2 separate regions of the Mus musculus genome follow, and region 1 is linked to region 2. Evidence: chromatin loops called from intact Hi-C (ENCODE). Cell type or tissue: heart. All regions are shown on one strand. Links, peaks and the distances in the headings refer to the core of each region. The heading gives the core; the rest is flanking DNA.

What was found. Hi-C counts contacts between places; a loop is a spot of excess contacts. Peaks named below come from ENCODE experiments on the same cell type or tissue, not always from the same donor. Only the 100,000 strongest peaks of a DNase experiment are listed, where the experiment ranks them.
Region 1: it touches region 2 in a loop (10-fold over the local background); 7 of 42 quality-filtered maps call a loop at or near these places.

Annotation. Positions count from the first base shown.
Region 1 is chr17:13,446,257-13,461,806 of GRCm38, reverse strand. No RefSeq gene overlaps it. Among named protein-coding and RNA genes, the nearest start is that of Rnu6, 22 kb to the right of the region's middle. In heart, for the core only: no CTCF peak of the experiment used is centred there; no DNase peak of the experiment used is centred there.
Region 2 is chr17:13,177,756-13,193,305 of GRCm38, reverse strand. It overlaps Gm36798 (a long non-coding RNA gene), which reads left to right and starts at 9,821. Exons shown (of 4, transcript XR_876420.3): 1 at 9,821-14,558. The region is part of intron 1 of Gm36684 (a long non-coding RNA gene); the gene reads right to left. In heart, for the core only: no CTCF peak of the experiment used is centred there; no DNase peak of the experiment used is centred there.

The DNA.
Region 1 (15,550 bases), core at 2,476-10,475, 270 kb before region 2:
TATCTATCCTTTGTGAATCTTACACCACGTATCCCAACCCCACTCACCTCCCTGTCCCTCCATATTGACCCTCTGCCCTTGCAACCTCCCCCCAAAGAAAACAAATGAACAAACAAATAAATAAACATCTCACCATGGAAGCTGTGGTGTGTCACACAGCAAACCCTTTTTGCCCACTCAGCTTTCCTTACAGATGTTCATTGCAATGAGTTATTGGTCTGGTTTGAGGCTTCTGGCTTCGGCTACACTATCAATACTGGATCCTCATGGGGACTTCTCTCAGATATCCTGTTCTGTGTCATGGAGATCCTGTGGCTTTGGATCTGCAGTACCAGCCACACCAGGTGCTCTAGTAGTTCTTATATTGGTGGATGTTGGGGTGGGCCTGGGTAGTAGCTGAGTTGGTCAGCCTGCCAGCTCTCCTACACCCATACCACCAGGGCCAGCTCTCCAGCACTGCTCCAGCAAAAGTCAGGACCAGCTCACCTCAGTGTAAGAGCTGGCAAGGGTTGGGGCCCTCTCCAGAGTGCTGCAGCTGTTAAGAGGGTGGAGCCAGCTCTCCTGCTCTCTTGCCTTGAGGATCAGCTCCTATGGTGCAGTGGGTGAGGGGTGGAGGCAGCTCTGCACAGCCCTCTGACATCTACCTGGCCCCAGACAGCAGCCCAGACCAGAGAAGTCCGCTTGGCCTTTGGAGGTAACATGGTCAATGGACATTGACAGAGACCCCTGTTACTTCAGGGCCACAGTCCCAGACTTGGCCCTCAGTGACAGCACAGGCCTGTATATCACCATGGCCTCAGGTGTCAGCGTAGACTACTCACTCAGGTTGTTCCTCACCACTCTCTCATCTCCAGTTCCATTCTCTTTATAGTGCACTGTCAGGAAGTTTCTTTGGTCTTTAGAATGAACAGTAGAAGAATGACTGCTTCAGACGAATGTCAAAGACTGATGCTCTCTGACCTTATAACTCTGTCTTACAATTTAGTGCTAATAAGCGCTGGTTTCTTACTATTCTGTGACTAAATACCACTGGTTTCTGTTAATAAACTCCTGCTGGTGGTAGCAGAGGGATGAAGAGGAGGAAGAGGAGGAGGAGGAGGAAGAGGAAAGGCATAATTGCTAGAGCTCTTTTCTCCCTGACTCAAGGATCTCTTGCTGGTCAGGCAAGAGGCTTGGGACTCATTAACTCTTTGTGAACCAGAAAGAAAAGAAGGAAAAGCAATCATTTAGACAAACAACATGCATTGACACACACACAGACACACACACACACACAGAGAGAGAGAGAGAGAGAGAGGGAGAGAGAGAGAGAGAGAGAGAGAGAGAGAAAGAGAGAGAGAGAGAGAATACAAACCCTGATTGGGCTCAACTACCCGTTTCATCAACTCCACAGTGCTCATGCAAAATTACATACATACATATATGCCTACACACGTGTGTGTGTGTATATACATACATATACAGACCCCCTCCCCCCCCAGATTTGGTGCGTGGGTTCAAAGCAACAGTTTCCCACGGCCTTGCTTTATCACAGTGCACACGTGTGGCCTCATCCCTGGACCTGATCTAGAATGAATGTTTTTCCTTGATCACACATCTGTCCCAAGCCTATCTCTATCCTTAGTGTAATTTATGAAAATCATTGTATTCCTTATTATGCAGCTTTTACTTACAATTCTACAAGAAGGGGGCACATTTTATTCTTGATTCTAACTTTATCTTTCTGTCAAAACAACTAAAACCACCTCCTAGAACATTCTTCCTAAAAGTATTTGAATCAAATCAGGAATTCTATAAAGTCATTAATTCATCGAAACAGCGTTAATTCATGAAAGTTCATCTTCATGTTGAGCTGCAGGGAATTTGCCTCATAGTGTGGGCTGATGCCCAGGAATCATTAGTCTATGTAGTAGTGGCAGGAGAGGCATACTAGCAGCAAGAAGCAATTTTGGGATGAAGTTTCTAAGGACCCTGCTTCTCAGAGCTCATCCATAGCAGCCATGCAAAATGCTGGGCCAGCTCCAGAAAATTTACTTGCCTTAGTCTTCCCGAGATGGCTTCAGCCAGCGCACAAACCCTTCAGCTTCTCTTCCTCTGTTTCTCCACACACTTGTTCATCATAGTGGCCCCCAGCCACTGCACCCGAGGCAGTCAGCGGCTCTCTGCCAGTTTCTGACTGCCTACTCAGTATATGGCTGCAGGCAGGTCTGTCAGGACTAGTTTTCAATACATAAACTTTAAAAGGAAACACATTTTCACATCACATCGGTCATTTTTCTCTGGTGTTCAAAGAAATAAGTACATTTATCCTTCACGGGATTGTTCTTCACACTGACATTTTGCCTGCAATTAAGACACGTCTGGCTGGATGGTGATGGCGCAGGCCTTTAATCCCAGCACTTGGGAGGAGGGGCAGGTGACTTTCTGAGTTCGAGGCCAGCCTGGTCTACAGAGTGAGTTCCAGGACAGCCAGGGCTACACAGAGAAACCCTGTTAAAAAAAAAAAAAAAAGATATGTCTCACCAGGGGATACCACCATTCAGACAGCATTTCCCTTCAGCTTTTCTCCGGCCAAAGCCTAATTTCATTTTTATCTAACGTCCTTGAAAGTAAACAATGGACAAGTATTACTGCCACTCCTGAAAACTGTCTGTATCTAAAATAGGAAAGGTTTTCTACATCATCATAAATTATTGTTTTTCTGTTAACTATCTTTTAGGTACAAGAAATTGGAAGACCTAAGGAGAAACCACTGTCACTTGCTCTGCCACCAGAGGGCAGTCACTGCAAACACACAGGGTCTAGAGGAGAGATGGAGAGGATTGAATAAGTGTAAGGAAAGTGCCTGGAGTTTGGTAGACATTTTCTAAAACTGCTGATCCTTCTAATCCATTTTCAATGTCCTGTTTTCCTCCTTCTGAGTGGTAATTTGGAAGTATCTGATAGCTAAAACTCTTTTCCAATGTAGAGTCTGCATAGCTTTCGGAACTGGATCTGGAAGAGATGGAACTCAGAGATTCCCTCAGGCCTTCTGATGATGTCCTGGGTAAATTCAGCCTGGCAGCCGACATGGAAGAAGTGGGCATGGATTCCCCAGAGAATTTCAACCCAGACTGGTAGGGTGTAACTTTGTCCTCATTTCCCAATGGGAGTGGCAGGTCTCATCCTGACCTTCCTCTCCAGGGTCTCCAATGACTCCCATTGGAACATAGTCACTGTTGTGTTTTATAAAAAGAGAAGGATTATCTTTGGTGGAAGTGGGGTATGGTGTGGGAGAAGGGGCTGCCTCTGTGGGCCCATGCTGAGGCATCCCTTCCCCCTGAGGTACTACCATACAGTCTAGAGTTTATTTAGGGCATGGGCAGGGAAGGTGAGGGAGTAGAGACAGAGAAGGAGAGAGAGAGAGAGAGAGAGAGAGAGAGAGAGAGAGAGAGAGAGAGAGAGTAGAGGAGTAGAAGCCGGCTGTGAGCACATGGAGACGGGGGGGGGGGAGGAGAATGGGGAGAGAGGGGGAAGAGGGTAAGGGGCAAGAGCAAGAGAAGAAAAAAAGGGGGGGGGGCAAGCAGCCTCTTTTATAGTGAGTCAGGCATACCTGGCTGTTGCCAGGGAACTGTGAGACAGAGGCCTAGACACAATGCCAACACACATGTGCTCACTCTCTGTCAAGTCTTAGCTACATGTACATTTATACTGTGAGGATTCATGTCGTGTAGAGGAAGAGAATCTATTTTAAAAAAAATTATTTATTTAATGTATGTGAGTACACTGCCTCTGTCTTCAGACACACCAGAAGAGGGCATCAGATCCCATTACAAATGGTTGTGAGCCACCATGTGGTTATGGGGATTGAACTCAGGACCTCTGGAAGAGCAGCCAGTCCTCTTAACTGCTGAGTCATCTCTTCAGCCTGAGGGAGAGGCTCTTTAGAGATCATTCATAATGTCTGGCAGGCATATGAAGAAGGGAATGGCCAGATAACAACTTTAAAATATTTATTGCTACGTGTATTTGTGTGTACATGTGCGAATTAATGTGTACCACAGGAATGCAGGAGCCTGAGAAAGCCAGAAGGCATCAGATGCCCTGGAACTGGAGAGGCAAGTGGTTGTGAGCTGCCTGATGTGGGTGCTGAGAACCAAGCTCAGGTCCTCGGCAGAAGCAGTAAGAACTCTTAATCCCGGAGCAAAGTCTCTGGCCCCCAGAGAACTTCATAATAACTGCAATGGAATGGATCTACAACAATGGCTTCCTGGGTCCCTCTGACCTGCTCTGAGACAGCCACTCAACTTCATCTTCTCTCTCCCACATCTCAAGAGTTTAGCTTCCCGTTTGTCTCTCTTCCCCCCCCCCCACCCCACCCCCAGGGTATTATTCCACCAGAAGGTGGCACTACAGGCATCTCACAGGTACAGTGTCACCAGTCTCTCAGTTGTCACAGTAAGGCTGGCAGCTGGAATACAAAATGATTTGTAAGGAGTGGGGCATTCCTGCCGGCTTTGACTGCTAAAGCCAGTCTCTCCATGCTCTTTATAGTCTTTCTTAAGTTGAATTTCCCTGGAGCAGAATATGGGAGATGAGATATTGCTGTTGGCTCCCTTGACCCTGTTCGTTGCTCTGTATCATTTGATTTGTGTATGTTCTCTGGCCGGAGGGACAGGGCATTCTGTGTATGGCCAGCCAGCAGACACTGAGCCATTCAGATAGTCTAAGTTACTGAACCCAACCATTCACACACCCAAAGCCACATTGTATCACTATGCTCCTCCCCGGTTACTTCTCTATCAGATACAAAATAACGGCACTGAGATGTTTTCAGCAAGTCTCTGTGACCACTTTCCAGTGAACACCAGAAGGCAGCCTTACTGATGCTTAGAGGGGTGCTGGGTGATAAAGCAGAGCTGTGTCTCTATCATGAATGGCCCCCGGGGTGTGGGCATTTTCGTGGGGCTTTAGTGTATGTGCTTGTGTGTGTATATGTGTGTTTAGACAGGGTTTAGCATTTACTATGCAGATCAACCTGACTATGAATTCATAAAGAGCCTCCTGCCTCTGCCTCCTAAGTGCTGGAATTAAAGGCGTGTGCCACCGGGCTTTATTTAAAAAACTAAAATGCTTATAAAGAATTTAAGGGAGCCTCAAGCATGATGCTGGGGTATAGCTTGGTGGTAGAAATATATGTTAAGCTGGGCGGTGGTGGCACAGGCCTTTAATCCCAGCACTTGGGAGGCAGAGGCAGGTGGATTTCTGAGTTCGAGGCCAACCTGTCTACAGAGTGAGTTCCAGGACAGCCAGGGATATACAGAGAAACCTTGTCTCAGGAAAAACAAAACAAAACAACAACAACAAAAAAAACAAAGAGAGAGAGAAAGAAAGAAGGAAATACATGTTTAGCATGCATGAAGCCCTGGGTTCCATCTGCAGCACCCAGGACAAATAGGGGAAACATATTCTTTGTGTGTGTAGAGGATGTAGGTATCTGATCAGGTGGATTTGTGAATGTATATATGTGGCTACACATACATATGTGTGTGTGTGTGTGTGTGTGTGTGTGTGTGTGTGTGTGAGTGTGTATGTGGAGGGTAGAAGTTCATATCAGGTGTTTTCCTGGATTGCACTCCAAATTATTTTTTGAGATGGTTTATCTCCCTGTACCCAGAGCTCCTTGACTCAGCTAGATTGGCAGGTCAATGGGCATCACTACATCTAGCTTCTAGAAGAATCTGGATCCAGCCCCTTCTGCATATGTGCCAGACAATTTATCAACTACATTATCTTTGAGCTCTCTAAATCTATTCTTAAATGTGGTTGTATTTCAAAAGAAAAGAGGAAAGAGTGCAAAATTCCAGTACGCATCAGCCCTCACCTTGCTGGGGGCTGCTGGAAGAGACTGGTACTGCATGTTGGGTCTAGATTTGGTAAGTCCGAAGCAGAGCTGTTGGTGGCCCAGCAGGGCAATGAAGTCAGCTCATGTCAGCAGTAATGACAGTCACAGATCCTGGGAGGGACTGAAGATTCCTCCCTAACCACTGGCCAAGGCCAATGTGGCTTCCTGGCTATCACCTTGGATAGCTTCCAGAATCACGACTTCCAAAGGCTTTTTCCTAGGGTCCAGGTTGCAAAGATGAGCCTCTGGAAAAACGTCCAACTCATGACCTGTGTCCCACATAACCTCTGTCCTGCATCCAGAAGCCTCGTTGAAATTCCACTCACCTCCAAAGAGCTTTGACTGGGACCAAAGACTTCTGTGGTATTGGAGGTTGGGTCTGCAAGCCTTTTTCTCCCTTTCTCTCCACAGCTTAGAAAGAGCAGAGTGAACACAGGCCTCATTCCCCAGAAGAAAACAAAAGCAGGAGAAGCATGATTAGTAGGACCCCAGTAAGCATGATTAGTAGGACCTCAGTAAGCATGATTAGTAGGACCTCAGTAAGCATGATTAGTAGGACCTCAATAAGCATGATTAGTAGGACCTCAGTAAGCATGATTAGAAGGACCCATGTCACTCTCAATGTCAATGAGCCAAGACAACTACTCCAGCAGAGATTTTCTTAGTCAGACCGCCAACTATTTACATTTTTCTTATCTTTTTTGCCAGAGAGCTGAGATCTGTGTTTCTCTGTACATCCTCCTAGATGGCTCCCCGACTTCTGCAGACCCAGAACCTCAGAGAACCCTGCAGAGGCTTCAGGAGCCAATGTTTAAGATGGGGTAGTTACTCTCTAAGCTATAAGCTCCAGGTTCTCTGTAGGGTAGTAAGGCCTGCTTTGGATCATTCCAACCTTTGGTTCTGCCCAGCCAGGTTCCTAAAAGTCCTTGCCAAACTGTTGAGGGTTAGCAAGAGGCCAGATGTTCTGCCTAGCTTTGAGGAGGGGAGGCAGGGCAGCAAGGGGTAGCCAGCATGTTCAGCTACTTTGCAGGCTAAGCTTGGGTCACATATTACCCTTGGGGCATGAGGCCTGTCCTGCTGCCAGCCCTGAGTGCCCAGACTTGATTCTCCTGATGTTCTCCACCATTCCATTCCCCACCACTGGTCTTGTGCAGACATGTTCTTCCCTCCATTCTCACCAGTCTTTCATGGAGGTAGCATCTCTCCTCTGAGGGAAATGAAACCCCAGGGCCTTGACAGACTCAGACACACTCTCATGCAATCACAAGGTATACTGGTTGTCTTTCAAGAATGGCTTGGGACCACTTTGCCAAGAACAGGCATGCAGAGAGAGCCAGTCAGTCTACTCTGTGACCTTTTTAACATCATAAGCTCAAAATCTTCCATCCAGGATGTGGAGATCACCCTTGGGGCAGGGCAACAGGGCCTGTGAAGAGGCCTGATGCCATCCCATGTCCTTTTTCTCTGAATGGGTGGAGGTCCTCCAGGGTAGTCCTCATCCCTCAAATTTCAAGTCTCTATAAGACTTCGTGCTTCCTTTCCCACTGAGGCCTGAGAAGGCAGCCTAGCTAGAAGAACATACCCTGCATACAGGCAGCAGCTTTTAGAATAGCCCCTATCACTATCACTCAGGAACCACATGAAGACCAAGCTACACATCTGCTATATATGTGCAGGGAGGCCTAGGGCCAGCCTGTGTATGTTTTTTGGTTTGTGGTTCAGACCCTGAGAGCCCCAAGGGTCTAGGTTAGTTGATGCTGGTGGTCTTCCTGTGGAGTTCTGATCCCCTTAGGGGCTGCAATCCTTCCTCCTATTCTTCTGTAAGAGTCCCCAAGCTCCATCCACTGTTTGGTTGTGGATGTTTGCATCTGTCTGATCCACAGCTGTTGGAGCCTCTCAGAGGACATGATAGACTCCTGTCTGCAAGCATAACAGAGACAACTTATAGCAAGTCCTTGTTTGGCATTGAGAGGACCCTAGTATTTGGAAAAGTCAGTCCAAGAAGCAGGAACTCGGGTTCAGGGTGACTGACTGACAAGACCGAAGCCCTGCCGAGCATGTGGCTTTGGGGTGTGTCTACCTAAGCTACCTCCCTTCCTCCTGGGTACCATGCAGGGTGCCATGTCTAGTCTCTGCTGTCATGGACACCCTGTGATCCTGTGTTCTCTACAGACCGGGAGCAAATGATCTCTCTTTCCTCCCTCTTTTCCAGACTGATGGAAGGGCCGAGACACAGAAAGTGCTTCTCAGAAGGCAGCTCAATATGGCGGCTGGTGTTACTCCTACAAATGCACCTCCTTGTATCCTGAAGCCTTGGAGGCCATTGTCACAGTTCAGGACAGTGATCCATCCCTTCCCAAATCAGCCAGAATTAAATGGCCTGAAATCTTCGAGGCCCCAGGAACATACACTTCTAGATCAGCACTTCTCTTCTTTTAACACAGCTTCTCATGTCTTTGACCACACAGGCCATCCCTGTCAGGGGTAGATCCTGAGCTCAGGGATTGAGCTCTGGGAAGCACTGGCCTCTCTGTCATAATTGCTCCTCCTCTCTGGGAACACAGACCCATGCATCAACCCCCACTTTGCAGCAGCAGGCTTGAGTCCTATAATTATAAGCATGATGAAGTCTGTCTCAGCTGGAGCCAGATGGGAACTATGCTATGAAAGCCCCTAATTACACATCTCTGCAAGGAGAACCAGGTGGGTGCCGATCGTAACGATGCCTATTGAGGAGCGACAACCCTGATACACAACATGGCAACATACGGCTCTGATGCTGGGAAGTTCTCGGGAGGTGCTTCCCTGCATTGGCTTCAGGGAACCCACAGAGCTGGGTGCCCAGGGTAAAGAGGAAACACAACAGTAGCCTGGAAGCTGAGTCTCTTCTATTGAGAAAGACATGGGTGTTATGCATCAGAGTCATTCCTAAAGGGAAAAAAATCAGGTTAATGGGCTCTGGGACCAAGTTTTCTCCATGACAGTGAACTGATACAAATGTATGCACACATGCAACCCAAACACACACACCTCATTGCTCACTCACTGTAAAACAGTCACTTACATATGCGAGTGTTACCCTGTTGTCACTTGCAGCCACATACCTACATGTACTTAAGAACCTTAAGGAGCGTCTATGTCTGGTCCAAGTCACATGACTGGTGAAGAGTAGAGGCAAAGCTTCATATAACACCGCAAGCAGTGTGACCACCATACTACACAGTCCCCAAGAATCATTCGTGTCTGGCTCCATTAAAATTGTTCAGGTTTCACAGTGAGACAGAGAGAAGCCTGAAACTCTGATATGGTCATTCTTCCGGCCTCTCTATAACAGGCATGAAATAACCTACGCAGAGTGTGATGGTTTGTATATGTTTGGCCCAGGGAGTGGCACTATTAGAGTGTGGCCCTATTGGAGGAGGTGTGTCACTGTGGGTGTGGGCTTTAACACCCTCATCCTAGCTGCCTGGAAGTCAGTATTGTGCTAGCAGCCTTCCGATGAAGATGTAGAACTCTCAGCTCCTCCTGCACCATTCCTGCCTGGATGCTGCCATGTTCTCACCTTGATGATAATGGACTGAACCTCTGAACCTCTAAGCCAGATCCAATTAAATGTTGTCCTTATAAGAGTTGCCTTATAAGGTCATGGTGTCTGTTCACAGCAGTAAAACCCTAACTAAGACACAGTAAATCAAGCACCGCATATGGTTACCATCACAGGACCCAACACTGGGGCACAAGTCCAGTTCCCCAGAATCAGAGTCCCAAAGTACCCACTTGTCCTCAGAGGCAGCACACAAACATGAAGAATGTTTTGATGAACTGGAAATTGCCAAAATGGGGCGTTTATCTGCCAGCACTTTTGGAGGCAGGATCATGGCAGCCAGAGGGGCCATCATATGTCCCAAGAGATGTGTGGGTGACTGAGCAGATGCAGTGGCATTTACCCGTGGTTCCTGCTAGTGAGGTTAAGGTGGGAGAATTATCTGAGCCTGGGGGTTGAATCCTAGGAAACGTAATGAAACCCTGTTCTAACCCACAAAATGAAGCCCAGGGTGAGCAAGGTTGGAAACACAACAAGAAAATGCCACCAAGGTGCTTGTGAGATGCTGTCCAGAACCTGGGCCATCATGGCTCATCAGGGAGGCTGATGTGGTATGGCCTTATTAGGGGGTGGGCTTTGAGACTCTCCTCTTAGCTACCTGGAAGACATACTGCTCTTGACTGCCTTTGGATCAAGATGTAGAACTCTCAGCTCTCCTGGACCATGCCTGCTCAGATACTGTCATGCTTCCTGCCATGATGATAAATGGGTTGAACCTTAGAATCTGTAAGGTAGCCCTAATTCAATGTTGTCCTTGTAAGAGTTGCCTTGGTCATAGTGTCTCTTCACACTTAGTTAGGAAACCCTAAGACTCGTGTGTGTGTGTGTGTGTGCAGGTGCATCTGAGCCATAGCGTGCATGTGCAAGTGGAAATCAGGTGACAACTCTTGAGAGAGTCTCCGGGTACCTTGTATGATCTGGGATTAAACTCTGGTCACCTAGAGATATGCAGGGGACCTGTTCCAGCTCCTGCATGTTCCCTGGTTGGTAGCGTAGCTTCTCTGAGCCCCATGGTCCCAGGTTAGTTGACTCTGTGGTGCCCTTGACCCCTCCGAGTTGCTCAGTTCTATCCCCACTCTTCCACAAGACTGTCCAGATTCAGTAGGAAAGAATGTGCCTGGACCCTCCTAGGACCAGATGCCCCAGGGTGGCATGGTACTTAAGGTAGGCCCCCTTCTCTGAGGAATAGGGGTGGGGGCAATGTGGGAAGGGTGGGACTGGGAAGAGAGGAGGGACAGGTGCTGTGACTGGGATGTAAAATGAATAAAAATGTTAAATAAAAAGAAAATAAGTTAATAATAACAATATAAACAAAAAAACCTCTGGTCATCAAGCCTCTGCTAGCTGGGCTATGTCATCCCAGGACCCGCTTTCTTGAGGCCCCGTCTTAGTCAGAGTTACTACTGCTATGATGAACACCACAACCAAACAAAGACAGGGAGGAAAGGGTTAACTTAACTTACACTTTCACATCATAGTCCACCAGTAAAATAAGTCAGACAGGAACTAGAGGCAGGAGCTGATCCAGAGGCCTGGAGGCGGCTCTTACTGCCTTGCTCCCCTTGCCTTGTTCAGCCTGCTTTCTTACAGAAGCCAGGACCACCAGCCCAGGGATAGCACCACCCACAAGGGGCTGGGTCCTCCCCTTAATGATCACTAATTAAGAAAATGCTCTTCGGGCTTGCCTGCCGATGGATTCTCCAGAGACATTGACTCAACTGAAATTTTCTCCTTTAGGAAGACTATAGCTTGTGTAAAGCTGACATAAAAACTAAATATCACACAGGCCAGGATGATGGAGGCAGTTCAGAGAGAGTAGCCAACACTGGCTTCCCCCATCAGACAATCCCACAGGTATCAGAGAGACCCTGCATTTGACCTAATTCCTGCTGCCTCCGACTTTAAACCCTACGATTTAATCCTGACTTGTGTCCTGAGACTGAGGCAAGCTGGACGGACGGTAGGTGCTGAGCGGCAGAAGAGGCTCATGCTATACGTATATTCTCAGGGGAGGGTGAGTGGACTTCTTGGGCCCATGAGCCCAGGTCTGAGTACTCCTCTGTGGGTGCACAATGCGCCTGCTAATGAGTTTCTTTGTTCTCTCTCTAACCTGTCCACTTTGCAGATCTTACCAAGGACTCTGGATGAATAAGCACGAAGGAAAACACTACCTTGCCTGCACAGGGATGTTCTAGCTAGGGCTGGAAAACAGGAGCTTGTGCCCTAGTGACCAGCTGTCCACTGAACCACCTCAGGACAGATGACAGAGGGGAGAGGCAGGAGACATCCGTTCTCTTTTCCTTCCTCTGCTACCTGCCTCCCACAGCCTCCACAGGTCCTGCTTCATTAGCACACTGACTGAAGTTTCAGGGAAAGCTGACTCCTGCAAGCACCTTGAAACCACAGGGACATGGGGGCACTTGACATTTTCCCCAGTGGCACTGCTGTAGCTGGGCTGTTCTCATCAAGAGAAGGAGACCAGGACGAGCCTCACAGACTGAGCCTTTCGCAGGCCCTCATGGAGACAAGCCTGGGGTCACGCTAAGCTGAGTTTATAAAGGTAAAACCAGAAGTTTGGAAGTTCCTGTTGATGTAGTCACAATGGCTGTTACCAAGCATGACAGGACATGACTGTTTTAATAAGGATAGGGCACAGGAGTTTCACACGGTGTTTGATCGGGGAATAGAAAGCCTTGTGGTTACAGGAGCAGAAAGATGCAGGTTAGGAAAAGTTTCTGTAAGAACTGCGTGTGCCCCAACATCAGGCTGAGCTCAGTTTTAGCCTGGGATTGGGTCAGGATTTAGCGACCTCAGTTGACTTGTAGCCTGGGGAGAAAGGTCCCCATCCTCTTCATCATTAGCCAGATGTGGGACCTTGGAAGCTGTATCGAGCCTTCCTGAGCTCTGGCTTCTTGTTCTAAAGATGGCACCAGTGCCGGCGCTGCCACCTCAGTGCAGAGTTGCAGCATCTGCACCAGGCATGCAGGCAACAAGGGCAGAGGACCCTCACTGTAGGCAGCTTATCAATCTACCTCTAGCAGGAGCATTCTCTTCACACCTGCCCTGGTTTGAACTGTGACCTGTACCCCACAGGTTTCCGTGTCAGAACATTTGATCCCCCTTCTGGTGGCACTGTTTCGAAAGCTTATGAAATCTTTGGGAGGCGAGGCCCGGCTGGAGGAAGTGGGTGGAGTTTTATAGACCAGCTTCCTGTTACTCTCTGCTTCCTGACTGAGGATGAGACCAGCTGTCGACGCTATGGTTTGGTCATCATGGTGGCTGGTAGCAGCAGGGAAAAGTCTCTAAGACAGCTCCTTAGAGAGGAGCGTCTCCAGCCAGATGAGAAGGAAAAGTCACATTCATGGTACCACCTGCGGTCACAGCAGAAGCACTAAGACCAACCAGGCCCTGGTTCCTACTGCCACACCATGGAAACCCCCAAGCTGGAGCCCGTGAGTTTGTTCAGGGCCTTGGGAGAACCGAGGGGAAGATGTCGAGCATCTGGGCTGCCGGCCATACCCCAAAGGTTGCAGAAGCAAGGCACAGGGAGTGCTCAGTGTCTGAGATTCCTGTTGGGCCGGTTGAGCTTGTCACCTGCCACCTCCTCCTCACCCCAGTCTCTCCAAGGATCAAGGTCATCCCAAGAATGAGAAACTTGACTCAGAACCCCACTGGGTGTTTTGGCCTGCGGAGATCAGCTCGGCCATGCCTCCAGGAAGTCAGCAGTCAGAGGGCACCCAGAAGACATCTTTCTGGCATCTGCTGGAACTGGATAGGTGATTTACTGCCATATCAGCACCAATGTGGCCAGGTGTGCCTTGACAGTGAGGTCACGCCTGGCTTTGTGTTCAATGCACACAAACTTCCTACAAGTGGTTTCCTCCTGGCCACGCCTCTCTCTCCCTGTCACAGCTCACACTGGAGCCTGTGGGATGCCCTGCCCTCAAAGCCCATGACATACTGTCCTTGGGAAGTTTGCCGTTCTAATCTTTATTTGTCTAGATGTGTCCACACGAAACCATAGCTCTCATCTTAACGGAAATAAGAGTTTACTCAGGGGTCATTTTGAGTGGCTATGGGTCCCAGGAACACAGATTGAAGTCACCCCAAATTCCATGTCCCAGTGAGGAAGCAGTTTCAAAGATTTACAGAACGAAGTCATAAATCAAGGCAAGTTTAAAATGGGTTGCTAGTTATTTCAGAAGCGGGTTCAGAAAGATGTGGGCAGACTTTATAGATTCGGGATACTACCTGAGTGCTTAGGTTAGTGGAAGCTAGGGATCTGCTAAGTTAATAGATTGATTTTTTTTCCTTTAGTTGCAAGATGTTAGTTCCAACTTTGAGGTGGGTAAGGAATAGTTCTGAGGGCTAGAACTAGAAGCTCTTATCAGTCCCCAGTGTGTGTGTAGACACCAGGGTGAACCCTGCAAGTATCTAGGCAGGGAAGTGAATCTCGAAGAGACGAGAACAAAATCCTGGTGCAGATTGACTTTGTCAACGTGGATCAGACTTGGGAGTCTGATGTCAGGTGTTTCACTGTCTGCATATTGAAAACAAGGTGCAGTCAGTCTGGGAAAAGGTTTCTAGGCTACAATCATTCCTGTTCCAGAAGCAAGATAAAGCTTAAGGTGTGACCACATAGTGAGTCCTTTGGAAAGTACATGTGACCGTGACGGTGGAGCTATAGCTAAAAGGTCTAGAACCCAGTGTGGTCTCTGGTCAAGAGACTATAGAGGTCAGCAGGCTGTAGAATACTCGTGACATCTCTCCTAAGGATGGGCTCTGTTAACTGGGAGATAAAGGTGAGGGTAGGGAAGGAGAGTCTGGGATAGAGAGAGTTCCAGGGAATAGGGGAGGTCTGTCTCTATAGCAAAAGGTGGATGAGGCATTTATGCATCTAAAGAGAGTAAAAAGTCATCTGGTCATTAACAATATCCACTCCCAACCCTTTGGTTGGAAAATAGGTATTTTATCTCCTTTTTTGAGGTGGACCCTTGCATGTTTAACATTTCTGGTTCCCTAGTGCTCTCTGAGTGCAAGGACCTTTGTGTCCTCAGTAGACAAAAGAAGAGGTTTTGTGACATTTTCATACATGTTTTGTCATGAGGTGGGTGTTTTCCTAAGAATACTCGGATATGGGTTTAAGCCAATAGAAAGTCTATTATCTAGCTAGTGACTATACTTGGTGTTTGGTATCCCAGTGTAGCCCCAGGCTTTTCTCGGGGTGAGCTTTTAAGCACAGAAAAGGCTATTCCGAGTTTACATATTTCAGTTAACAAGAACAGTTAGCCAGAAGCAGAACTACAGAAGCCAAAAGGCAAGGGTAGGACATTCAGACACTTCCCCACAACTACGGCTTTGATGAATAAGGTCTTTGTTTTTATTTTGGCAGATGGTGTTGTCTGCATGCTGAGTTTCATAGCCCGAATGGTGCTTCCATCGTGGAGTCAGTTCTATTAAGGTCTGGGAAATTGTTACAGTATGTAATAATCTTGCCCTGTGCAGCCCTCTCTCTGTTGCCCTTCCTGTTCTTCCCCAATGGTTGCACTCATGCTTTCCCATAGCCCTTATGTGATAGCTACTCCCTGGTTTTGCTTAATAGGATGATCTCCAAGTGCCATTCATTCTTCGCTGTGGTTTGAGGAAACTCCACTTGTAATAGGCCACATTTTCATTATCAACCTTTGCACTTCCATATCTAGGCTGCTTCTATAATTTGGCTACAGTGTAGCTAGTGAACAGTGTAGCAATAGACCCTGTATGCAGGTGGCTCTACAAAAAGCAGACTTTGACTCCTGGGGTATAGACCCAGAAATGCAATACAATAGCTCAGGGTTAGTAGTTCAGACATTGGCACCTGCTCCCACAGTGGCTCCACTAATTTACCCTTACACCAGAGTGTTTATTGTCCCTTCCCTACATCCTCACTGATCTTTCGTTTTCTTGATGGTAGAGTCATTCCAACTGGGATGATAGCCTCTCAATAGATAACATTTGATTTCATTTTCCCAGTTTCTAAAGATGTTGGACCCCTTTGTGCATTGATTGCTTCTTCTGAAAAG
Region 2 (15,550 bases), core at 3,836-11,835:
AAGGGGGGGGGAGATGTGAGGAGCGGGTGTGGCAGCAGTCCCAAGTTGGCGCCCGGGACTGCAGCTAAGTCTTATGACTTGCACCTGACTTCCTCATACACCTGAAAATAAGCCACAACCATCACGAGAGCTGCACAGGTGCACCATGATGCTGGTGGTTTAAACAAGTCCATATTTGGTGGAGGCATGCCCCTGCCGCCCTGATTGGCTGAAGCTGCGTGCCTGGTGAGGTGACATGGCCTGCTGTGAGTGGATGAGGACTGAGAGTATATAAGAGTGAGAGGCCCGGGGTTCAGGGGAGATAGATGAGGAAAAAGTTGAAGCGAGAGAGATGAAGACTGAAGCTTGCTGAATAAACTGCTGTTAGAAGGACTGGTGGTCATGTCGTTCTTGCTGGTCAAGAGCAGACGCGACAATGTATGTGTGTGTGAATATATATATATATATATATATATATATTGGAAGCACAGGAGTCAGGCTGAGGTGTGACAGTGGGGGTCTACTTGGTCATGGAGGCCACACTTTCTTACTGTGACCTACTCTTCCTCAGAGAGCAGGATGGTGAGATGGTTTTTCCTTCCTGGTCAGGACAGCCAGATGAAGTCTGGCTTATCTGTCCAGAGGGAATTCAGATAAGTAGTAAAAAGACAGTGTATCGAAGTACGTGCCATATACTTCATGGATCTATTTATACTGATAGTGTATTCATTATCTGTTTGAAATTCAAATCTAACTGAGCACAGCTGCAGAGATGATGTCTTAGAGTTTCTATTGCTTCAACAATGCACAATGACCAAAAAGCAAGTTGGGGAGAAAGTGAATCATTTGCTTACCCTTCCACATCACCATTCATTATTGAAGGATGTCAGGACACGAACCCAAGCAGGGGAGAAACCTGGAGGCAGGAGCCGATGCAGAGGTCATGGAGGGGTGCTGCTTGCTGGATTGCTTCTCATGGCTTGCTCAGCCTGCTTTCTTACAGAACCAGGACCACCAGTCCAGGGATGGCACCATCTACAATGCACTGGGTCCTTCTCCACTGATCCCTAACTGAGAAAATGCCTTACAGCTGGATCTCATGGAGGCATTTCCTCAGTTAAGACTCCTTTCTGATGATTCTAGCTTGTGACAAGTTGACCCAAAACCAGCCAGTACATATGGCTTACTCATTAAGAGTTCTTTCAGAGAATCTGAGTTTGGTTCCTTGCACTCAAGTTGAAAACTCACAATGACTTTTAACTCCAGCTATCTGACACCCACTCTTTTTTGGCCTTTGTAGAAATACACACACACACACAGATTTTCTTTTGATATATCCAGCTACTTTACCTAATTTCACTTTTACTTTGTGAGGGAAAAATTCTAGTGTGCAGAAACCATGGGGTGGGTTTCATTGGAGACATTTCACTGTGTTGTATTATATGGTGTTGTGTTGCATTGTGTTGTATTGTGTTGATTTGTATTGTGTTATGTTGTATTGATTCCACTTGTATTTAGCTTCTGGTAACCTTGATTTTCTTTTTCTTTTTTCTTTGAGACAGAGTTTTTCTATATAGCCTTGGCTTTCCTGGAACATGCTCTGTAGCATGTTCAAGGCAGGCCTCGAACCCACAGAGATCTGCCCACCTCTGAGTCTTGACTTTCAATAACTGGATGAGTGGAGACAAAGGCTCCTCCATTCTTTAGCTTCAAGACATATCACAGACTGAGGTGAGTCAAAGAAGACCCTAGTTTGCTGAGCTCTAGGTAACTTACTTCCATAACCCCAGGTCTTTGTCCTGAAAGGTCACCAGAAGCATGTGGGCTTGAAGCGCTGGCCTTGCCTACAGCCATGTGGCCATCAGCACCATTTCTCCACGCTAAGCATCAAAATCCCAGTAGAGGAAGCCCCGCCCAGCCCTTCCAGCCCCAGTACACAGGTCCAGGGCCTGGTCCAGTTTACTGTGACAGATGTGCCCTTCATGTTAGCCCTCCTGTGTTACTCCACTATTTCTTCAGAACACACTAGAGGCCACCAAGCACTGAGACATGTAAAAATGCTGAGGTGTGTTTCTGGCACTTCCCCTGGTGACCCAAGACCACAGGTAACAAAGGTCCTCCAGGGTCAGGGGGACTGCACCAGACATACTGTGCATTGCTGTTCCTGAAATTCATATGCTAGAGTGGAAAGTAAAGTTACACAAAATAGCGCCTAAGCAGGACATTTGACGGGGCTACTTCTCTAAGCCACAGTGCCTGCTCCCTGTCCTGCTCCCTGTCCTGCTGTGGCCGCCCGCCTCCTCCCTGCTGTGCTGGCGCCTCTGAGGACAAGAGCTACATGCTTGCTGACGGAGACATCTATCTCCATCAGATGGATGATCAAGGGTAGAAGGCCATCCTGTCAGAGGCGTGGGCTCTGCAGAGTGTCATGATGTTCAGAAAGTGCATAGCCATCTTCCCTGTCAGTTCCCCAAGGCCAGAAACAGCAGGCTAACCAGAGATAAGCCATGTCTCCAAACTGTGGGGCCATTTCTAATCAGAGGTGCCGAATCCAAGCCATCAGGAGGAAAGGTCAGAAGTGTATTTTAAACTACTAGACAACTGATGTCCTTAATGATGCCTGGGAAATTGCAGACCAAGAAGCTCCCAGGAGGTTTCAGCTCTTCTCCCAGCTGTCGCTGTGTCTGATGAGTGCCTTCAGAATGCTGCAGTTTTGAGATTATGATATAGCCTTGTATCCTGTGGTATAGAATTGTTGCCATGGTAAACAAAGAGTGGTTAACGAATTTCCACTGCTTGGTAGTGAGTAGTATGAGCAACACACAGTTGCTTAATAATGAGTCCTTATTAACCATGGTTGAGGTATTTATGTGAGTCTAAGTCTGAGGGTTTTTCTCCAGTTTATTACATAAATCATCATGAAGGTGTCAAGTCACGGGAGCTACTGTAATTGTCCTTAATCCACAGCTCTTTCTTCCCAGAAATGATTTTTTTTCTAAGTTAGATTTAAAGACTCTGTCACCTCAATCATAGCTCAGTAATGTGCCCCAAACATTGGCCCATGCCAAGTTTATCCCCTGAGCCCGTCAGTGCTGTAGAATTAAGCTATTTACATTAGCCTCAGATAATCCCAGGGTACCAGTCAGGTGACAGCCGTCCCAAGGTGAGAGATCTGTTCAGTAATAAAACCATTCACACCCAGTTTAGCAGCCCTGGTTAACAGAAATGGGATAAAAAAAAACCTCTGGGAACCAAAAATCCATACATTTTTAGAGTTTCCTTTAATGAAGTCCATCAAAGTCAAGAAATCTGCCTAGTCCAGATTGTCTAAGCTCATAGTTTCTATGTCACATGCAGAAAAATGTTATTAAAAAAAAAAAAAAACCAACCCCATTCATTACTTGTAGATTTTGTTCTTAGCTCAAAATCATTTCAAACCATCAAGGTGTTGAAGTGGAGTCAGGCTTGGGCCTGGTGAATACAGCTTTGGGCTCAGGGGAGATGCCAGCAGGTGGCAGCCTCAGCTGCAGCGGGATGGAGACTAAACTCAGGTAGCTATGGGTTTGAAGGATATCTTTTAAAAGCAGAGCACAGCCAGGCCTGGTGGCTCTGGCCTGTAGCCCTTAGATACTCAGAAAGCTGAGGAGGGAGGGGATGCAGCTTAGCTGGCATGTGCTTTTGCAGCTCTAGGTTCAACCTCCAGGTTTAGAAAACACAAAGCAAAACCAACAAAAAAGCATAAAACCCAGAGAATAGAAACAGTGGCAAAAGACAACTGCTAATTCTTATGAAAAGATCAACTGAACACCAGCCTCAGGATGGGGGTACCTGTGTCAGGTGAGGGGAGCTGAGGAGTGTCTGAGGTGTGGGTACAGGAGGAGGGCGGATGCCCACTGGGAGGCGAATGAAGTGTGTGAGTCACTGGCTCCCACTGCACAATGAAGGAAAGAAATGACAAGAGGCCAAGGTGGTCAAGTACCATGAAGGATGGGGACTCACTCAATTATGAACTTAAAATCCACTAAAAAAAAAAATGCATGAAACAAACTTACGGATGAAAACAAATGGCAGCCCATTAATTTGGTTTAAATTGGTCTTTCATCCTTGAATGACAAGTTTGACTAAAAATGGCCTCCTTATATAGTGAACTACAAGGTATCTTGTGTAAGCAGGCTGGATCCAAACTAAGTATGTACCATGGTAACCAAGCAACTGAGCCTCAGCCAATCACAGCAGCCAACACTCAGCCAGCCTTAAGTCAGAAGGCTGATAAGTTATGCACAAATAAGGCAAAGGGGGAACTGAAACAGTCAATAGCCTGTGTGGACGCACACGGACTTGAACATGGCTTGGCCCTGAAGACCTGACTGTTCTAGGACCTCTTGTTTATTCAGATAACCATGGCTAAATCTGACCAGTGTCTGGTTTTCTGGCTTGTTTGGGAAGATATTTGGTTTTCTCCAGCAAGCCCAGAATGGACTGAGATGTGAAGATATTTACAGCTTTTCAAAGGTCCTGAGGAGTTGCTTGGCTTTGGGAGAGTCCCATGGATACCGCTCATTGCAGGTTGACAGGCAACATGGTGGAAGTGGTTTTCACAGGTGGCCAGAGCAGGGAGGGGCACCGTCAGTGTGACAGGTTTCTTCCTGACTTCCATGGTCACCCTAGGGGAGGGACACCGAAGTTGGGGTTGAGGAATTTGGAGGTGAAACAGTTCAGGTGAGAGTCCCAGCTCCACAGCTCTGTGCATTCTGAGAAATGTCTTCTTGGACAGGCTGACTCTGCCAGCTTAATAGTATGTGCTTACAGATGCCAAGCTGGCTATGACATCATTGGGCACCACAACCACCGGGACCCCCCCACTGCCCATGCAGCCTACCAGTAGTTGAGGGGTCACTGTAGAAGCCTGTCTCTAACATGATGTCTGTGTTCAGTGCCTGCTCTCTGCTTCTCTGCCTAGACCACTGTGGTTCCAGTGCTGTTTTCCAAGCTACAAAGCTGAGAAAACACGCACACCAACTAAGAAGGAAGAAACTAAGCAATTCATTTGGCTGTCTACCTTTTTATCCAGGGTTTTAGTCTAGGTAGAAAGGAGCCCACTGGTTTCTACCACCCTTTGTTTTCCCAGTTGTGTTTCTCAGGGCCCTCACTGCCCGAGATTGTCGTCAGTTTACAGATTGCAGATCTAGCCCTGTACAAATACTACCTTCCAGATGGCACCAATCTCATGAGTCATACCCATGTCTGATCTCGGAGCAGAGCTGGGCAGACAGAGAGCTCTATTTCAGTGGAGATTGAACAGGAGGGTCAGGCAGTGCCGCAGGAGCCATGCTTGGCCAGGCAGCCTGAATCTTTGCCTCTGGGTCTCACCATCTGTGAGGGGCTTGCCCATTTCACGTGTCCCACTGTCACTGCAGCGTCACTGCAGTCCCAACAGGCCCCACAATGCACGAGCATCATTTTGCTTTGGCCTCTTGCCATCTTCTGTAAGATAGTGTGAACTCGGTGAGCCCCTGAGAAATGGAGGGTTTTGCTGAGTCACCTCTGGGTCAGGGCTCCTTCCCTGTGAGCACGTGAACAGGTGACCACACTGCTCTCCTGGGACCAGCACCCTTCCCTGGCTGCTGCTGTTCTTTCTAAGGCAGATGTTTTACTCTGTTATGTAAACAGTTTTCTAACCTTTATATTTTTCTGAGGCTCATTAGAGCTGATGGAGAAGTGGAAGGACCCTAAATTTGTAAGAGCATTCCCACCCTTCAGCATTCAATGACCTTTGCCCAGAGAGCTTTGAAATACTCCTGGGCCTGGCCCCTGCTCCTAAGCACATATGCAGGCATGATTCTAGCAGCTTCTTCAGCTGAATCCCAGCACAGAGCTTACAGTGGTTTGCAGCTCTTCATGTGCACAGTTGTACTGGGGAAGAAGGAAGTACAGAGTCCTGTTATAGGTTAGTTGTGCCCCACCCCAAGGCTCCTAGTTAGAAGCTTCAATCCTGAGACTACAGATGACCTTATCTGAAGATAGATCCTTATACAGGGGGGATCAAGCTATGAAGTCCTGAGTGTAAGCTTTAATCCAATATGCCTGTGTCCTTATAAAAAGGAAAAATGCAGACGGGGACAGATATAAAGGGAAGGTACTGGAAGGAGATGCCATTTATAAATCTCAGGTTAAGCCAGCCCTGCCAACTTGTAGTCTTGACTTTCAATCTCCAACATTTCTCTCTCTCTCTCTCTCTCTCTCTCTCCCTCTCTCTCTCTCTCTCTGTGTGTGTGTGTGTGTGTGTGTGCGTGCGTGTGCGTGCGTGCGTGTACATGCAGGAGAGGGGTGAGCTGTGCACTCTCCACCTCCTTGAGATGAGGTCTCTCATAGGAAATTCAACTGGCAGAAAAGCCAAAGGACCCTCCTGTCTTCTCCCTGCACACAGTGGGACTCCAAGCACATGCGCTGTTGTTCTCCTGTGTCATGGAGATCCTGCAGCTTTGGAACAGCAGGACTGTCCCTTTCACAAGTCTCAACCATTCACGAGTAGTATAGATTTGGGGGTGGGCCAACTCAGAGCCCTGGATCCTGGCCTGGGTCGTAGCTGAGCCGGTCAGCCACAGGCTCTCGCTTACCTACACCACCAGGGCAAGCTCTCCAGCATTGCTCTGGTTAGGCCACCCAATGGTACCATCAGCAGGAATCAGGGGCAGCTCTCCTGCTCTTGTGTCCTCAGGGCCAGGTCACCTGCACTCAGGTGCAAGGCAAGCTCCATTGTGCTGCGCAATCAAAGTTCAGGGTCCACTCTCCCAAGTGCTGCAGCTTACAAGGGATTGGGGCAGCTCGTGGGATGACCTTTTTAAGTCAAAGAGGGCATGTATGTGCAATATGTAAGTGGTACTGATTGCTTGCCTGTGTGTGCACCCGCCCACAATTCTCCAGCAGAGTGCAAATTGGTGCACATGGCTCACTGAGTGGTACAACCATTGACTTCGCCCATCTGTCTGATTAAAAACATCTGTGTATTTTAATTGACATCTGAGCAGTGTGCGTGCACCCAGACATTTCTGGGTGTTTATGAGCTGGTGCTGTTTGTGTAAAACACGCGTTCTTAATCCCTGTTAAGTTTCTATGGAGTCATGGAGGCACTTTCTTCCCTCTTGGCTATTTTTGGTCATAGGTACTGGGAAGGTCACTTTTCTATCTTGAAAAGTCACAACTATTTCTTTTTCCACTTGATTGTTTTTTCCTCTTGACTTTGATACATGCCATTTTTCCTTTTGTATTAAATGCTCCAGAAAAATCTGTGCAGCCAAATTGACTAATTAACTGTACCTGTTATGACTTTTGAAGTTTGAGAGCTATTTAGAAAAAAACAACTCTTTTGTGTTAGTTAATGAATGAGAAGGAAGCTTTCTCGAGTATCACACAATACACACAAAAGAGAAGTTATTTGAAACAACATATTTCTAGATACAATTACTCTCATTGGATGTCTGTGCTTGGTTTTTACAAACTTCTTTTGATTCATGACGAAAACTGAGATGGGGGCTGGGCAGTGGTGGTGCACACTTTTAATGGCAGCACATTGGAGGCAGAGGCAGGAGGATCTCTGTAAGTTGAAGGTCAGCCTGGTCTATGTAATGAATTTCAGGACAGCCAGGGATACCTTGAGAGACTTTGTGCCAAAACCAGAAAGACAGGGGAGAGGAGGGAAGAAAAAGTTTACTTCTGAAATGGAGTAAACTTGTTAAGAAAAGAGAAATGGGGCTTGTTGGAGCTTTCTAAGAGGGAGTGTGAGAGTGATACGGGAGCCTGGGGATGCCTCACATGGCCCCTCCCAGCTGTTCACTGTGCTGGTAGCCCAGAGAGGGGACATAGAGAGGGATCCAAGTGCTGAGATCCAAAAGCTTCATCACTTTCATCATGGGACATATATTACCCGTGAGATTTGTTGGGAGGGAAGCTGTCGAGTGTTTCCGAGAAGAATGGGGTATTCTTTAAAAGTCAAGGTAGGTGAGACTCAGGAAGGAGGTGGAGAGAGGTAATGGGCTAGCAGAGGGAAAGAAATGTTCATTTCTTAGCCAGGCTTCTCTGTAGCAGCTGGATGTATATTTGAAAATGGGAGGAGGCCAGAAGCTGGGAACCGCTACAGATGTATCTCTGAGAAAGAGAGAGTGTTCCTGCAGGTAAGAACAGGGCTCCAGTGACCACAGCAAACACTGAGCTATATGGGCTGGATGCCACTCAAGACAAGCAAGAATCGTTGCCTCAGCAAGAACACCATGTGGCTGGCTGCTTTTGCAATAGGCTTAGGGGCATTACTTTCTGAGGCTTGACATTTCTGGTGTCATCTCTTGGCTCGCTGACAGTTCAGTACAAACACAGCAAGTGTTCTATGCAGCAGTAAGTACCCTTATTCATCTTGAAGGAACTAGTCGCTTTTGTCAGGGTATTTCATCACAACAACAACAACAACAACAGCTGCAATAATGGGCTGCTGGGAGGGTAAAGTCATGTGCAAAGGGGCATGTACAATCCCTACAGAGAGGATGGAGGTGCTGGTGTCAATACAAGAAAGACATCATCACTGGAAAAGAACCAGCTCACAGATGGCTATGCCGAGCCTCCGGAGACAATATGTGCTAAGCTCAGGCATGGGGATTGTTAGCATTAGAGGCAGGCCTCATGGGTCTGAGTTCCCTGCCCTGTGCTTCTTACTTATAGTTGCTGGGTAACAAGCTGTAAGATGCTGAATGGCCAAACTCCAAGCAGGACGGCCGGTGTTATCAGAAGAATTCCTACTTTAAACTGATGAAGTTCACTACAGCAGCATATATCCATCTAACCCAGCAGCTCAGCATTCTACTACGGTACTGGTTAGTTTATGTCAACTTAATACATATTAGAAACTTCTTGGAAGAGGGAACCTCTATAGGGGAATTATCTTTATTAGATTGGTCATTGGCTAAGTCGCTCTCTCTCTCTCTCTCTCTCTCTCTCTGTCTCTCTCTGCTTTCCTTCCTTCCTCTATCTCCCTCCTCCCTCCTCCGCCCCTCCCTCCCTCCTCCCCCCCTTTCTTTCTTTCTCTCTTTCTTTCTTTCTTTCTTTCTTCCCTAATAATTTGTGTGGGAGGGTCCCCACCTCACTGTGGATGGTGCTAACTGCTAACCTTGGGTCTAGGCTGTATATGAAAGCAAACTGAGCAAGCCAATGAACACCATTCCACAATGGTATCTGTTTCAGTTCATGCCTCCAGGGTTTTTGTTGTTGTTGTTGTTGTTGTTTAGTTGTTTGTTTTTGCTTCTTGGTATTTTAAAAAAATCATTAGTATTAATTAGTTAGTATACAAAGTAAAGGCTTCCTTATGACATTTTCGGTTTCTCCTTCTCCTTTTCTCCTCCTTCTCCTTCTCCTTCTCCTTCTCCTTCTCCTTCTCCTTCTCCTTCTCCTTCTCCTCCTCTTCCTCCTCCTCCTCCTCCTCCTCCTCCTCCTCCTTCTCCTCCTCCTCCTCCTCCTCCTCCTCCTTTTTTTTTTTTTTTTTTGGACCTGGCTGTTCTGGAACTCACTTTGTAGTCCATGCTGGCCTTGAACTCAGAAATCTGCCTGTCTCTGCCTCCTGAGTGCTGGGACTAAAGGCATGCACCTTCACACCTGGCTCTTATGACATTTTCATGCACATATAATTCTACTTTGCTCTTACTTTATGTTCCCAATATCTTCTTTTATTTTTCTCTAATAATTTATTTATTTTATTCACTTTACATCCTGACTGACAGCCCACCCTCCCTTCTCTCTTTCCAGTACAACCCTTGCAAATCCCTCCCCTCATTGCTTTCTCCCCTTCTCCTCAGAGAACTGGGAGCACCCTTGGGTGCCTCCCCACCCTGGGACATCTGGTCCCAGCAGGATTACTGCCTCCAGGTTCCTGTGTTGAGCTCCTGATCTGTTTTCTCTAGATGGTGAGCTGTAACCTGTAAGCCAGATAAACTACTTCCTCCCCAAGTTGGTTTTTAGTCTGCATCTTATCATAGCTACAGGAAAGCCATCCAGGACTGTTACATAACCCCACAACAGCTGTCTGTAGGAGGTGACCTTAAGGGTGAGACTTGGACCTCAGAGCAGAAGGGATTTAAGAAGTTTCCTACTTGCACCTCATTCCCAGGGTAGGAGTGTAGCACCTGGGGACATGAACAGTTCACCATTTTCTCATTTAATGATGTGAGTTGGAGGCTGGGATCAGAGGCTGGCACTCTGAGGAAGCTCCTACAGTTCGCATGTGCTTTCCAGCATTGGGACCCTCACCCTGGGAAGGGACTTCTGCCTTTCTTTGGGACCTTGTCAACCCTTGGGAGAACTGTTATAGGAGACCATCTTGTCCTTTTCTCATGTGTTGCTATAGAGTTCTTACTTCCGTGCTCCTAATGCCTGCCCCATCAATGTCACTAGGACCATATTGCTTGGACTTTTACCCTCCAGCGAGATAACCACAGTTCTTCACCAGTAGTTGCCTCGTGTGTTTTGTTGTGGCCATGACCATCTGACTAAGAGAGGCCCAGTTGCCTAAATTACTCTCCCTCAAGTCATTGTCTTCAGCAGAGGACAAAGGGAGTTTGTAGAGAGAGACTTCAACTGGCCATGCAGCAGTGCAGTGGCACTTATGGCTGCCTTGTTATTCCTCTCTCATTGGCTACAAGTGTCTGCAGGCTTGTCTCTCAGCTCTGGGCTCTGAAAAGCCCCATTGTGCTGCTTGCTCTTGACTGAGAGGCAGGAGCAGAGTCTAAGGTGACAAGGACATTATCACCTAAGTGGCGCAGGGGATCTTTGCATAAGTGATTGCATTTCAATGTGCTTCAAATCTCTTTCTCACTGGCCCATCTTTCTGATGAGCTGTTCATGCTAAATTCCCCATCCTAGTTAAGGAGCTCTCTGTGGCACTGCTAATGATAATGCTAAGTGACTTTAAAATGCCTTTTGATGTGAATCCATTCTGACTAACAAGTGAGAGGCAACCCACCTATGCTCCAGGCAAAATTTTAGCCTAGTAAAGAAAACACACACACACACACACACACACACCTTAACCTGGAGGGGGAGGGCCAGGAGCATTGCACCCAGGCTGCTTCAGAAGCAGTGAGCTTCACACACATTTGCAAAGTAAGGAACAAAATACTGAGGTCTCAGTGAAGGTACCACCAGCATCCCTAACATCTCTCCTTCATCATCCCTCCTCCATCATCCCTCCTCCATCATCCCCCCTCTATTATCCCTCCTTATACATGAATTCAGAAGGCATATAAATTGCTTAAAAATATTTACCATATTTTATGTCTTAAACAAAAAATAGAGGAAGTTTTATTACTCAGATCTCAATATGATTGTCCACGTTGGTTTTGAGGATGGCTTTCCCTGGTAGTCACTGACAGGCTCACACCGAGCTCCTTGTTGCTTACTAGTTCTTAGCCTATGGGATAGAACTGTCCACATGAGCATGTCCCCTCATGCTGTCAGTATGAGCAGAGATGAGGCATTTTGTGGTTTGCACAAGCTTCCACCAAGCCATTTCGGAGTGTTGTATATTTCCATATCTAATCAAGTGCATAATTAACCCAGAGGGCATAATCATAAAGCCAGGCTAATTTAGCATTCCTGATTGGGGATGCCCCCCCCACACGGCAGAGTCCCCTCTAGCACCCACAGACTCAGCTGTTTCTCACATCGGTTTGGGGGTGAGGTTGGAAACAATGGTAGCACTCCTTTAATGCGTATCCCAGAGCAAACCCCACTCTGCTGACGTGAGAAGTAGTGGGTTGGCTACTTGGCTACAGATAAGAATCACAAGTTTAGAAGATGAATTGGCCTCTACCCAAAGAGACCAACAAATTCCCACTGAAGAACTGAGAAGACCATGAAGCAAGGATGTAAAAATATGTGCAGAAATTACCAATATAGACCACACCATTATTCATTTGCACCCCCCCCCCATGATGGTGATGGTTTGAAGGACAAATGTACCCTATGGCTCTTGTATTTGGTTACTTGGTTCCCATTTGGTGACACTGTTTTGGGAAGTTCTAGACCCTTTAAGGAGTGCAGCCTTGATGGAGGGACTATGTCGCTGAGGGATGGGCTTTCAGATTTTGTAGCCTTTCCCCAGCTGCTGTTCACTCTTTGCTTCCTCCTCTGGCTGTTTGCTGTCATGCCTTCCTGGGCATTATCTCCCTCTGGAACCGTAGGCCAAAGCAAACCATCTTCCTTAATTTGCCTTTTGCCGTAGTGTTTATTTACTGCTATAGAAAAGTAACTGATACCAACCATAATAAGATTCCAAGCATCGGCCAGCTCATGCTATAGTTTACACCAAAGACGTTTAACCAAGTACAGGGTGGGGAGTGACTATGCCACGCACACATCAAACTTCACCTTCTATAATGGCATCCTCGAGTTGTTTTATAGTTTAAGCTGCTGCACAGATTCTGTGGTGATGCCTCCTGAGCAGGCTGCTGTTATCAGCAAGCACATGGCAGAAGCAGACATTGGTGCCCCTGCTCACCTGCTGTGCATGTCGGACATCCCAGAAGTGAAACCTCAGCAGCTCCTATCAAACCGGAAGATGCAGCTCAGCCATGCTGAACCAGACCTGCAGATTCGGAGCAAACGGGCAAGTGTGGCTTGATATTGCAAGCTTTGGGATGGTTCCTTTAACAGCCAGAGACAACAGAGATGGGGAGGGAGTGCTCCGGAGAAAGAAGAGTTGGGCTAAGCCAGTTGGTCAGGTTTAGGCTTTTGTCATTTACTTTCCAGAAAAAATATTTGCTCTGGGTGTGCACATATTCCTCACATGCTCATGAATCTATCTGCTTGATTCAGAAATGCCAGCACTGAGCCATGAGAGCCAAGGCAGGACTAATCTATGCAGGCCGCCACTACCACATAAACAGGATCCACTCCATCTTCCTCACAGTGTTGACTTTCATATCTGCCCCCTTGGGTTTCAGAGGGATGCCCTTCAACTGAATGCAAGGAAGTTCCCGTAATTACAGATTTTCCTATGACGATTATCTTAATATTCCCAGATTTTAAGATAATAATGTATATCTGAGAGTCTCCAAGGAGGACATGCAGATTTCTGAATTTTAAGTATCATCAAGCATTCATGTTTATCCTGAAAAAAATCTTCACAGTAACACTGACGGCAACTGCCCACTTTCTAAATTTCTGGGATGTGATATATAGAACTATTTTGTTTTGAGAAGACCACTCAGACACACTTCAAGCCAATAGAACGTCTTTATTAGCTACAAGAAGACAGGCCAGTTCCAAAGGGAGAACCAGAGAAGGAGGAAGGACTTAACAGGCCTTCCCAGAGTCAGAGCATGATAGCTTGAGAAAGCCCTGCATCCTGTTTCTCAGACACAGCATGTAGGGGCTGGGCCATCCAGACTCTAGCAGCCACAGATCTCCCAGTCTGAGATCATGTGTCAGGGGGTAGAGCTGACAGCTCCTCCAAGGGTCCAGGCACTGACCCCTGACACCCGGAGGTTCTGTGCATGTAGCTTTCTACTTCAAATCTAGATGGAGAAAGCCACGCTCCCATATGTCATGCGCTCAGAGTCAGTAGAGATGATGGCGCCACTGGGTACTGCCAAGTTACATCATGTGCCCTTTGAGGCAGCCATGAAGTGTTGTGCAGGACAAGGGAGCTGAGCCATGCAATTGCTCAACCCTGAGCCTTCACAGTCTGGGAGATAGGAGGGGCAGCCCCATAATCTCTGATACACTTTTGGGATCGCTCTGCCGCTGTCTGAAGGACTAAGAGTCCCTGCTGATCCACAGTAACCCTTACACAACGGCCACGGCGCTCAACCTGGTGCTCTTCTCTGCCATGGTTTTTATTTCTAATCATGAGAATAAGCCGAGGATTTCTCCAAATTCTGCTTCCCTTTGGACCAAAACATCCACATTAAAGACATTTCCACTCTTGGCTTTAAATACCCAACAGGAGACACAGTGTCCCCAACACTTACTTAGAAATGTCTTCAGCCAAATATTCCTGCTTCATCCCTCCTACGTCTACCTTCCGCAGAACCGTGGTACCTAAACACAGCTCACCCAGGCCTGTTGCTCACACATCTACCTCCCACCAAACTCTAGGACTTAAACACAGCTCGTCCCCAATGTGGCAATGACAAGCTGTCAGTTTTCAGGACCTGCCTCTCATTTCCATTTAAGAAACCATCAGAATAGCTCTAGCTGTTAAGTTTAGATCAATATTCTCTGCAGGGTCAAGAACTGGGCTCTCACTACAGCCACCACAATCACTCCAAGCATTCTAGGGCCATATAGGTACTCCCTAGCAGTGCCAGAGACTCTCTCACCCTCTACCTACTGAGCTGTATAGTAAAACTGTCTGTAAATCACCAGGACTATGGTATTTTATTACAGCAGCCAACACAAATGAAGACATAAAACTGGTACTTGATGCTGCTGTGAGAAATGCCCATAAGAACAGACAGCAGGCATGGACTGATCACTGTTCTGTAGACTCTGATGTAAACATGATGCAAACATGAAAGATGAAGATGGATTGGTGTATGGTGAGCACTCACTTTCTGATTCCTGTCATGTGAAATAGGCACAAATGTTTTCTTACCAAATGGCTCTAACCTGTCCTTTGCCCTCAGGACACAATCAGTGCACAAAGATCCCACCTTCCAATACTACACAAGTAGGATTAGTTTTCTTTTCTTCTTTCTTTCAACTTTTTATCTATCCTTTGTGAATCTTACACCACGTATCCCAACCCCACTCACCTCGCTGTCCCTCCATATTGACCCTCTGCCCTTGCAACCTCCCCCCAAAGAAAACAAATGAACAAACAAATAAATAAACATCTCACCATGGAAGCTGTGGTGTGTCACACAGCAAACCCTTTTTGCCCACTCAGCTTTCCTTACAGATGTTCATTGCAATGAGTTATTGGTCTGGTTTGAGGCTTCTGGCTTCGGCTACACTATCAATACTGGATCCTCATGGGGACTTCTCTCAGATATCCTGTTCTGTGTCATGGAGATCCTGTGGCTTTGGATCTGCAGTACCAGCCACACCAGGTGCTCTAGTAGTTCTTATATTGGTGGATGTTGGGGTGGGCCTGGGTAGTAGCTGAGTTGGTCAGCCTGCCAGCTCTCCTACACCCATACCACCAGGGCCAGCTCTCCAGCACTGCTTCAGCAAAAGTCAGGACCAGCTCACCTCAGTGCAAGAGCTGGCAAGGGTTGGGGCCCTCTCCAGAGTGCTGCAGCTGTTAAGAGGGTGGAGCCAGCTCTCCTGCTCTCTTGCCTTGAGGATCAGCTCCTATGGTGCAGTGGGTGAGGGGTGGAGCCAGCTCTGCACAGCCCTCTGACATCTACCTGGCCCCAGACAGCAGCCCAGACCAGAGAAGTCCGCTTGGCCTTTGGAGGTAACATGGTCAATGGACATTGACAGAGACCCCTGTAACTTCAGGGCCACAATCCCAGACTTAGCCCTCAGTGACAGCACAGGCCTGTATATCACCATGGCCTCAGGTGTCAGCGTAGACTACTCACTC